Regions from separate parts of the Homo sapiens genome. Here region 2 is linked to region 1. Evidence: read pairs that join two places in POLR2A ChIA-PET (ENCODE). Cell type or tissue: Panc1. All regions are shown on one strand. Each heading gives the region's core, and the rest is flanking DNA. Links, peaks and the distances in the headings are about the cores only.

Region 1 (8,006 bases), core at 2,624-5,123:
AAATCCATCCACATTGTGGTGGTATTAAGAGGTGAGGCCTTTGGGGAGTGATTAAGTCATAAGGGCTCTGCCCTTGTGAATGGATTAGTGCCTTATAAAAGGGCTGGAGGGCTAGCATAAACCCTTTTGTCCTTCCACCTTCTGCCATGTGGGGATGCTGCTGAGAGAAGATGGAAGAAGCCCTCAGCAGACACTGAAACTGCCAGGACCTTGATCTTGGACTTCTCGCATTCAGAACTGTGAGAAATAAATATCTATTATTTACAAATTACCCAGTCTCAGATATTTTGTTATAGTAGCACTAATGAACTAAGATAGATGGCATATAGCCCAAAATAGTTAGCTACATAGATAAAAAATAAAGATTAAGCCTGAGTGCAGTGGCTCATGCCTGTAATCCCAGCACTTTGGGAGGCTGGGGCGGGTAGATCATGAGGTCAGGAGTTCAAGACCAGCCTGGCCTACATAGTGAAACCCTGTCTCTACTAAAAATATAAAAATTATCCAGGTGTGGTGGCGGGCGCCTGTAGTCCCAGCTACCTGGAAGGCTGAGGCAGGAGAATCGCTTGAACCCAGGAGGCAGAGGTTGCAGTGAGCCGAGACCATGCCATTGCACTCCAGCCTGGGTGACAGAATGAGACTGTCTCAAAAATAAAAAAAAAATAAAGATTACCCTTCAATACCTGTATACTGAAATACATTCTATTTACATTAAAGAGTATAACATATAAAAAATAAAAACATAAAAATCTAGAAAATGTGTCTTATTTACCTTCTAAGAGGGAATGACTTTCTAAATAAAAAGTAAATATAATAAGAAAAGGAAACATTAATAGATATGACTAAATATGTAAAAACAAATATATCGAGTATCATAATTATAAATTAAAAAATAGAGAAACTTCCATTTATAGTAAAAGCAGACTGCATAATTCAAACCAATTAGTTAGTCATTACTAATTATTAACTACTAGTTAACTAGTTGTTTTTTTATTAACTACCAGTTAACTAGTTGTGTGTGTGTGTGTTTTTTTGTTTTTTTTTTTAGAGTCTCACTCCGTCGCCCAGTCTGGAGTGCAGTGGCGCGATCTCGGCTCACTGCAACCTCTGCCTCCTGGGTTCAAGCGATTCTCCTGCCTCAGCCTCCCAAGTAGCTGGGACTACAGGCGCGTGCCACCACGCCCGGCTAATTTTTTTGTATTTTTAGTAGAGATGGGGTTTCACCAGGATGGTCTCGATCTCCTGACCTAGTGATTCGCCTGCCTTGGCCTCCCAAAGTGCTGGGATTACAGGCGTGAGCCATCTCGCCCGCCCGTTGTACGGTCTTAACTGTTTCAGATGTGGTGTCTCATTTCATCAACTAGGCTTTGTTTAATAATGATTTCTAGTCATTAGATAATATTAGATAATATTTTAGTGCCCATCTGTTTTAATTTCCTTTTTTTGTTTTTGGAAACCTTTAACCTACACAGGTACTGATTTGAAAATGCTAAAGTAGGCCCAGGTCTCAGTATTTTTTTTTTTTTAGACAGAGTCTCACTCTGTCGCCCAGGCTGGAGTGCAGTGGCGTGATCTCAGCTCACTGCAACCTCTGCCTCCCGGGTTCAAGCAATTCTGCCTCAGCCTCCCAAGCAACTGGGACTACAGGTGCCCGCCACCATGCCTGGCTAATTTTTGTAGTTCTAGTAGAGAAGGAGTTTCACCATGTTGGCTAGGATGGTCTCGAACTCCTGATCTCATGATCTACCTGCCTCGGCCTCCCAAGGTGCTAGGATTACAGGCGTGAGCCATCGCACTCAGCCAGGTCTCAGTATTAATAAAAGGCTGAAAATTCAGACTTATATATTATTCTCCTTTGCATTTGGTCAGCTTGAGTAAATCTCATACCACAACAATGTAAAGGTAATAAAGCTGAGGTATTAGACAAGATTATAGATCTGAATCTCTGCTAGTTCATTAGTATTATTATTCATCCCAAGAGTGGGTGGGGTGGGGAGGAATTCTAAAGGTATAGCTAGGGGAGACATTTAGAATATTTAGCAACTGGTAATAGACACTAACCAAGAATGCTGTAGAAGGATCCTTGAGGTCTGTGCTGGGTTGGGCAAACCCTCTCTTCAGTTAGGGAAATTTCTTGAATGGAACCCTGATGCCATGACAGTGAGGGCACTTGGCTGCTCAGATCCACTGCTATTTACCAAGTGGTAAGGGTGCATTTCAACATCCCAGATTCTGGTACAGCCATACTAAATACCTTTCCTGGACATTATTCCTCTATCTGATCAGGAATCCTGACTCCCAGCCCCCAACCACCCCTCACCCATCCCCCCACTGCCCTCAATCCCTTCCCCCAACCTCATGCTTTGTCGGTTTGTCTGACCTTGTCTGTTTCTGAGTAGGTTTCCCGTATCACTGTCTCGGATTCATCGATGCTTAACTCAGAGGAGCCTATGACCTTCCTTGACAAGGCAAACAGCACGGCGTCGTGAACGCTGAGGAACAGCTGGGTCTTGGTGATGCCAGCGTCAAAGAAATCATTCCTCTCAAATGCCCTGACTATGGAAGCTAAAAACCAAACCCAGAACACACACAATGTCAGATACTTGGGGAGCAGAGGACCCAGGGTGCAAAACAGCCCTCTCATAGGGTGAAGGATACTCACAGTGACACCCTGCAATGAGTATCAAAATGTTGGCGTTTTGAAAGGCATTGCATATCTGTGGGGGGAGAGAAAACCAGTATCAGAAGGCTTTATACTTGCTAGGAAAGGCCTTCTAATTAGCTAAGTTTTTGTCTTGTTTTGTTTTGGTTTTTTGTGACAGAGTCTCACTCTGTCACCCAGATGGAGTGCAGTGGCATGATCTCGGCTCACTGCAACCTCCGCCTCCCAGGTTCAAGTGATTTGTCCACCTCAGCCTCCCAAGTAGCTGAGACTACAGGTGCATACCACACGCCTGGCTAATTTTTGTATTTTTAATAGAGACAGGGTTTCACCATATTGGCCAGGCTGGTCTCAAACTCCTGACTTCGTGATCTGCCTGCCTCGACGTCCCAAAATGCTGGGATTACAGGCGTGGGCCACTGCACCCAGCCAATTAGCCGAGTTTTAAAACCCCTTTGGCCCTTCACTTGTCTGGGGGTATATGTACCTTGCATCCCAATTCAGCTCTACAAACATTTGATGAGTGGAGTTCTCTATGCCGGAAAACATCTACAGTGCTGGGAATGCAAAAGAGAATCAGACCGTGTCATGTGAGGGTGGGGAGCAGGAGGGAGAGCTGCCCATAGTCTCAAGGGGATAAACAGTATATATCAAGACAGGACGTCTGCAGGAGGAAAGCCCTAGCATAGAGACAGGCACAGGTGTGAGGCAAACACTCTGGAGAATCATCTCAAACAACCATATTTTGGCATGATGGCCTAGTGTTTGCATGAGACCCCCACTTCCCCCTGGAGTTTACTGAGCAGAGGAAGCAAGATGTGGCTCAGAGACGCTCAAGTGATGCAGTAGGGAACGGAATTCAGAAACCCTGAGGGTCACATTCAGAGCTGCCTTGCAAAGTTGCATTTGATTTTAGTAAAACATCAGATGTTTACTATCAGATAAGTAAACATCAGCTACTGTCCTCAAGTTTGCTTCAGCCAATATATACACTGTGGGGCAATAAATCTTGAAGTTCACTTCAAAGCAAATCAATATCGACTTTAATACTTAAGACTAAGTAGACACCAACCCTGAGCACTAAGTTAAAGTGTCAAAAGAAACGAACTCTGCTTCTTTCACTACCAAGAGGAAATGAAGTCATTCTTGATCATATGGCAAATCACAAAGTCATTTGGCAAAGGGCCACAACAGACTCTAAATGACAAGTGCTGGAAAAGGAAAGTCCCATGAATTAGGAAGAAGTTTAATCTGAGTGGCTGTCTCCAATAAGAATGGACTGATGGGTAGGCTGAGCGCGGTGGCTCATGCCTGTAATCCCAGCACTTTGGGAGGCTGAGGCAAGCAGATCACGAGGTCAGAAGTTCGAGACAAGCCTGGCCAATATGGTGAAACCCCGTCTCTACTAAAAATACAAAAATTATGCGGGTGTGGTGGTGTGCGCCTGTAGTCCCAGCTACTCAGGAGACTGAGGCAGAAGAATCACTTGAACCCGGGAGGTGGAGATTGCAGTGAGCCGAGATCATGCCACTGCACTCCAGCCTGGGCGACACAGCAAGATGCTGTCTCAAAAAAAAAAAAAAAAAAAAAAAATGGACTGATGGATTTTTCTTAGGTTCCAGTTTTCAATTATAAAGTAAATAGAATGATTTCTTCCAATAAGGAGGCAGTATACACAACTACAAAGGAAATGAAGAAACCTGTATTTTTAGAGTGCAAAAGTACACCATGAATCTCTGAAGGCTGAAAGTGAAAGGCGTCTGACATTGTCTCCATGTTGGGGATGGAACAGAAAGTCATCAACATGGGCCAGGTGTGGGTGGGTGCTGCCAAGGACCAGAACATATGGTGCCTCTACAAAAAGAGGAGGAGCAAGGGAGACAATGGCACAACTATACCATGGAACAGAGAGAAAGTATGATATAAAGTCAGATACTTAAAAGTTTCAATGCTGGACAGGCCACTTATGAGCTGTGAGCCTCAGACTCTTAGGGGAAAGTATGGCCTGTCTCTCAAGGCAGTTGTGAAAATTACATGAGATAGTGTATATACATGTGCCCAGCTCAGTCTGGCACGTAGTAGACACTCAGCAACGTGGGCTGAATAAAATCTAAAGTAACAACTACAGCCCAGGACCAGGAGGGGAGAACATAGCCCAGTAGAATAAGATGGAAAAGCCCAAATAACAACAGATTTTCAAAGTATAATTGAGTCAGAAAGTGGTGTTGAAAAATAAAAGGATCTCATGGATGGGAAAGCTCTTAATCTCTTCCAAACCTCTCATTTTGTAGATTAGGAAACGGAGACCCAGTTCAATTTAGTAACTTGCCTCGGGTCAGAAGGACAGTGAGCCAAGACAGAGCATACATCCCAGACTGCAAACCAGAGTTCTTTCTGCTATGAAAAGCTTCCTTTTGCCCCAGACCAAAGAGAAGCTGGACTCACTTAAGAGGCAGTCGTATTCCCTTAGGAGTAAGAAAATATGACAAAATAGGTTCTGAGGATAAAAGAAGGAAAACCATCCAAAGGCACAAATCTCAAAAGAGGTGTGCAAATCTCAAAAGAAGCACTCAAACACCATGAGTGTTCAGGATGTTCAAACCTGAGCCATCACCAAGAGGGAGACAGAGTGCTGTAAACTGGGATAAGCTGGCTAAAAAGGAATATTATACTTATGAGGCATTAAACAATGACATCAATATGGTTAGCTGTGCACTTAAACTGTCTGTACCATATAGGAGGAAGACAAAAGAGAACTGTTAGAGAAACCCAAGAGTAGAAAAGAAGTCAGGACCCGGGGACACAGCTTTTGAAGGGAAAATCATCCTTGTCCTTTTCACCTGATGATGTGTCAGTGAGGAAGGAAGTGGGGAAGACCCTGCAGGTACTGGACAGCCAGCCCCAAGTTTGAGGTGTCATTTCATCCCAACGTCTTCAAACTGGAGTACAAGACAGCCCAGTGCCTTTTACAGTGCTGGCTCAGATCAGCTGAACTGTGGAGAATTCCTGGTGAGCTGCTTTTTTTCTGAAGCATTCAGACCTATTCCTTGAAGAGATTTGCAGCTGACTCCCAGGATGTTCTGGGAGTTACTGGGCGTGGCACAGATTGCTGTTTCAGTGAAGTTCAGAGTGTCCTGTTTTTCATTTCTTGAGAAATAATAATGTTTTATGCTTACCAAACCAACCGCAGCTCAATACATCAGAATTGGTTCATTTTAGGCTGGGCATGGTGGCTCACGCCTGTAATCCCAGAGCTTTGGTAGGCCGAGGTGCGCGGATCACTTGAGGTTAGCAGTTTGAGACCAACCTGGCCAACATGGTGAAACCCCGTCTCTACCAAAAATACAAAAATTAGCAGGGCGTAGTGACACATGCCTGTAGTTCCAGCTATTCAGGAGGCTGAGGCAGGAGAATCTCTTGAACCTGGGAGGTGGAGGTTGCAGTGAGCCAAGATTGTGCCACTGCACTCCAGCCTGGGCAACAGAGTGAGGCTCCATCTCAAAAAAGAAAAAAGAAAAAAGAATTGGTTCATTCTCTTTTTATTTTGATTGACCTTATATTGTACTGCCTTTGGTGTCCAAGGCTCTGGTGGCCTAGCAGTCTCATAGCAGCTGATCAGTGACTAACAGAATTCAATCAGGATCAGGGTGGGGTTGGGATGGTAGGAGGGGGATCAGAGCTCCTGCCAAGGCCTCCTCAGTACTTACCTGTCTTAATACGACTAACCCCCGTGAATCCACGTAGTGTACCATGGAGAAATCCAGGATGATGGTGTGGACACTGGGCAGTAGAGACGCATCTGAGTAAGGGATGAGTGATCTCCTCCCCTGGCTTTCCGCCACATCAGGCAGTCCTGGTGAGCTGTTTCTTGATGAGTTATTAGGAAGCCAAACTTCCTCCACCTCCTCATACTGTTGCCCTTGATTTTTCTGAGACACGGACGATACTGTGTATGGCACTTGGTCTTCGGATGCAGTTTGGCTTGTGTTCATGCTCTCAAAATGTGAGCAGTGAATCAGGTTAATGGAGGATGCTTCGGGATCCAGTTTATTTTCAAATCGCTCTGTGTAAAGAATCTGGGACGACAGAGTTAAGGGAGGGCTGTGGTAAGACACCAACAAGGGCCGGAAGGACTTGCAACGATGCTATTTCTTGTCTCTGCCAGCTCATGTCCCTCTCTCATGAAACTTCTCCCGAGAGTAGGTACTGTGCATTTTTTACTTGGATATCTGTCACTTCAAGCTCACAACTGAAGCCCCCACAGTCATCTTTCCTCATCTTCACCACCCACGACACCCCCCTCCCAACTTCTGATGTTCATCACTGTCCCAGTGAGCCAGACTTAAAACATCTTTTACTCCTTTTCCTCATGCTTGGGTCCTAGTTAGTCTCCAGTGCCTACTAATACTTTGTGTGAAGTATTTTTTTCCCATCAGTCCCTTGTCTCAGCACCCTCTTCCTTCATCAGTGCAACAGTCTCCTTTCAGACTTCCTTAAGACAAAAAGCACTTGAAGGCTGGGTGCAGTGGCTCATGCCTATAATTCTAGCACTTTGGAAGGTCAAAGCAGGTGGATCCCTTGAGCTCAGCAGTTTGAAACCAGCCTGGGCAACATGGCAAAAATCTGTCTCTACAAAAAATACAAAACAATAAAAAATAAATAAGAATAAAAATAGCTGGGCGTGTCAGTGAGCCTGTAGCCCCACCTACTGGGGAGGCTGAGGTGGGAGGATTGCTTGAGCCTGGGAGATGAAGGTTGCAGTGAGCCAAGATTGCACCAGTGCACACTCCAGCCTGGGTGACACAGTGAGACCCTGTCGTGCCCCCCTGCCCCCTCCCCAAAAAAAGCTGGCACACGCCTATTGTCCCAGGTACTCAGGAGGCTGAGGTGAGAGGATCGCTTGAAGCTGGGAGGTTGAGGCTGCAGTGAGCTGTGACCACACCACCACACTCCAGATTGAGCAACAGAGCAAGACCTTATGTCCAAAAAAAAAAAAAAAAAAAAAATTACATGAGCAAGGCTGTCTTTACCACTGCTGTCAACCTCCTAAAGGCCCAGACTGCCTGCTATAGCTTAAGGACAGTAACAAGGACCAGGAACACAATGATGTGCAGGATGCAAATGTGGACTCTGCATTTACAGGAACCAGACTCTACCTGGCAGTGTGCACACGTTCATTGAAGGGATAAGTAAGGCCAGGCATGGTGGCTCACACCTGTAATCCCAGAACTTTGGGAGGCTGAGGTGGGTGGATCATCTGAGGTCAGGAGTTCGAGACCAGCCTGACCAACATGGCGAAATTCCATCTCTACTAAAAATACAAAGTTAGCCAGGTGTGGTGGTG
Region 2 (2,500 bases), core at 1-2,500, 260 kb after region 1:
CACCTGATACAGCCGTATTGTACATACCAGTTAAATATCAGCCTACCTTGTAACATCACGTGGAGAGACTCTAGAGCAGGTTAGGTTGGGGTGTGAGGTGATAGCAGAGAAGGAAAGACCCTGGGCTTTTGAGCCACCTCATGGTTTTTACCCCATCTGGCTGAATCTACAGGCCCATCTCAAGTAGAGAGGCCAGACTATAAAAGATAGTTGGTTTCCACAGTTTTTCTTGATCTTGAGAAAAGACAAAAAAATAAAAATAAAAAAGAAGAAAAGACAGCCAGGGAAGTGACTCTCAGAAACCCAGGAACCTTATAAGCTAAGCTGCTTCTCATTCTTCTCCTTCACTGGGGATGGAATTGTCTCCCTCATACCTGCCTTCGGATCCGAGCCTATAGCTTGGGAGGGCCTGTCACGCACACAGTCGAAAAGGCTGGAAGTTACTTCCAATGGATAGGGGCCCAAATTGTAGGTAACAGCCCATTTTATTTTAGGTTGGCAGAGAATGGAGACATAGTTGAGAGATCACATTTGACATCAGAGGGCTTTTATGTCCATTGTGACTCCTCTGGACTCCCCGTATGACAGTCAGCATGCCATTTGTATCCCTACTTCTGGGGCTGTGGCAGTACAGAGTTGTGCCCAGTAGGCCAACAGCATCACCTAGAAAAAAAAAAAAAAAAAAAAAAGGTGTAGCCTCACCTCCCATAGATTCAGTTAGGGATGTCTGGGCTTTGGCTTGGAAGTCTCAATTTTTAAAAGTTTCGGCCGGGCGCGGTGGCTCACGCCTGTAATCCCAGCACTTTGGGAGGCCGAGGCGGGTGGATCATGAGGTCAGGAGATCGAGACCATCCTGGCTAACAAGGTGAAACCCCGTCTCTACTAAAAATACAAAAAATTAGCCGGGCGCGGTGGCGGGCGCCTGTAGTCCCAGCTACTGGGGAGGCTGAGGCAGGAGAATGGCGTGAACCCGGGAAGCGGAGCTTGCAGTGAGCCGAGATTGCGCCACTGTAGTCCGCAGTCCGGCCTGGGCGACAGAGCGAGACTCCGTCTCAAAAAAAAAAAAAAAGTTTCAAGGTGGTAGGTGAGCACACATGTTTGGCAACCACTGATTTAACTTACTTGGTCTCGTTTTTCACATTTGTGAACTTTTTCTGCCTGCTGTACTTGTTCTTACTTGGGTGATGTGAAATAAAATCGATTGACAGATGAGAAAACTCTTGAGTCCAGTGAGAATTGTAGATACCTAATCTGTCAAGCTGAGACTTAACCTATTTATTGATTAAGCATGTGGCTTTCTTTGTGTAGAGCAATGGTTTGCAATCCTCACTTCATTAGACTCACTTGGTAAGCTTTAAAAAACAAAATACCCTATCTTTACAAATTTGGTTTCAGTTGGTATGGGATGGAGCCTAGGCATTGGAATTTTTAAGAAACTTCCTATGTGATTCTTATACATAGCCAGGGTTGAGAACTACTAGTGTAGATAAAACTTACTTCTCCTGGGGATGGGTACAGTGGCTCATCCCTGTAATCTCAGCACTTTGGGAGGCAGAGGCAGGGGGATTGTTTGAGGCCAGGAGTTTGAGACCAGCCTGGGCAACACAGTAAGACCCTGTCTCTACAAAAATTTTTTTGAAAAATTAGCCTAGCCAAGTGTGGTGGTGTGTGCTTATAGACCTAGCTACTTTGGAGGCTGAGGCAGGATAATCACTTGAGCCCAGGAGTTTGTGGTTGCAGTGAGCTGTGATCAGACCACTGCACTCCAGCCTGGTCAACAGAGCAAGATCCTGTCTCTGAAAAAAAAAAAAAACCTAATCCTCCTTTCTCTTTGCTTCAGATCTAAGACCTTGAATGCATCTCAAGCCTTATAACAGCCAATGCTTTTGGTCCTTGGTTGTCAGTGTCAGTATCTAGCTTGTAGGAGCAGACTCTTTCTAAAATGTTCAAGCAGATTCTCTTTTTTTCTAATAGATGACTCCAAACTGCCTCCTCCGCCAACCCTGGAGCCCACTGGGCCTGCACCTTCCTTGTCTGAGCAAGAATCCCCCCCGGAGCCCCCTACTCTGAAACCCATTAATGATAGCAAACCTCCAAGCAGGTTCCTAAAGCCCAGAAAGGTGGAAGAAGATGAGCTCTTGGAAAAATCACCACTGCAGCTAGGGAATGAGCCTTTGCAACGCTTGCTCAGTGACAATGGCATCAACAGACTATCCCTCATGGCCCCTGACACCCCGGCCGGTACCCCACTTAGTGGTGTGGGTCGCCGCACATCAGTCCTCTTCAAGAAGGCCAAGAATGGGGTTAAGCTACAGAGAAGCCCAGACAGGGTCCTGGAGAATGGCGAGGACCATGGTGTGGCAGGCTCTCCTGCCTCTCCAGCCAGCATCGAGGAAGAGCGCCACTCCCGGAAGCGGCCAAGGAGCAGGAGCTGTAGTGAGAGCGAAGGGGAGAGGTCCCCCCAGCAGGAGGAAGAGACAGGTGACCCTGCCTGTGACTT

What was found. Peaks named below come from ENCODE experiments on the same cell type or tissue, not always from the same donor. Only the 100,000 strongest peaks of a DNase experiment are listed, where the experiment ranks them.
Region 2: POLR2A ChIA-PET joins it to region 1 with 5 read pairs; 2 of 35 experiments call an interaction of 5 or more read pairs at or near these places.

Annotation. Positions count from the first base shown.
Region 1 is chr6:35,948,783-35,956,788 of GRCh38, forward strand. It overlaps SLC26A8 (solute carrier family 26 member 8), which reads right to left. Exons shown (of 20, transcript NM_052961.4): 17 at 6,370-6,738; 18 at 2,663-2,717; 19 at 2,381-2,565. Among named protein-coding and RNA genes, the nearest start is that of SRPK1, 32 kb to the left of the region's middle. In Panc1, for the core only: no CTCF peak of the experiment used is centred there; a DNase peak (open chromatin) is centred at 3,767.
Region 2 is chr6:36,211,906-36,214,405 of GRCh38, forward strand. BRPF3 (bromodomain and PHD finger containing 3) reads left to right here. Exons shown (of 13, transcript NM_015695.3): 8 at 1,975-2,481. Among named protein-coding and RNA genes, the nearest start is that of BRPF3-AS1, 16 kb to the left of the region's middle. In Panc1, for the core only: no CTCF peak of the experiment used is centred there; no DNase peak of the experiment used is centred there.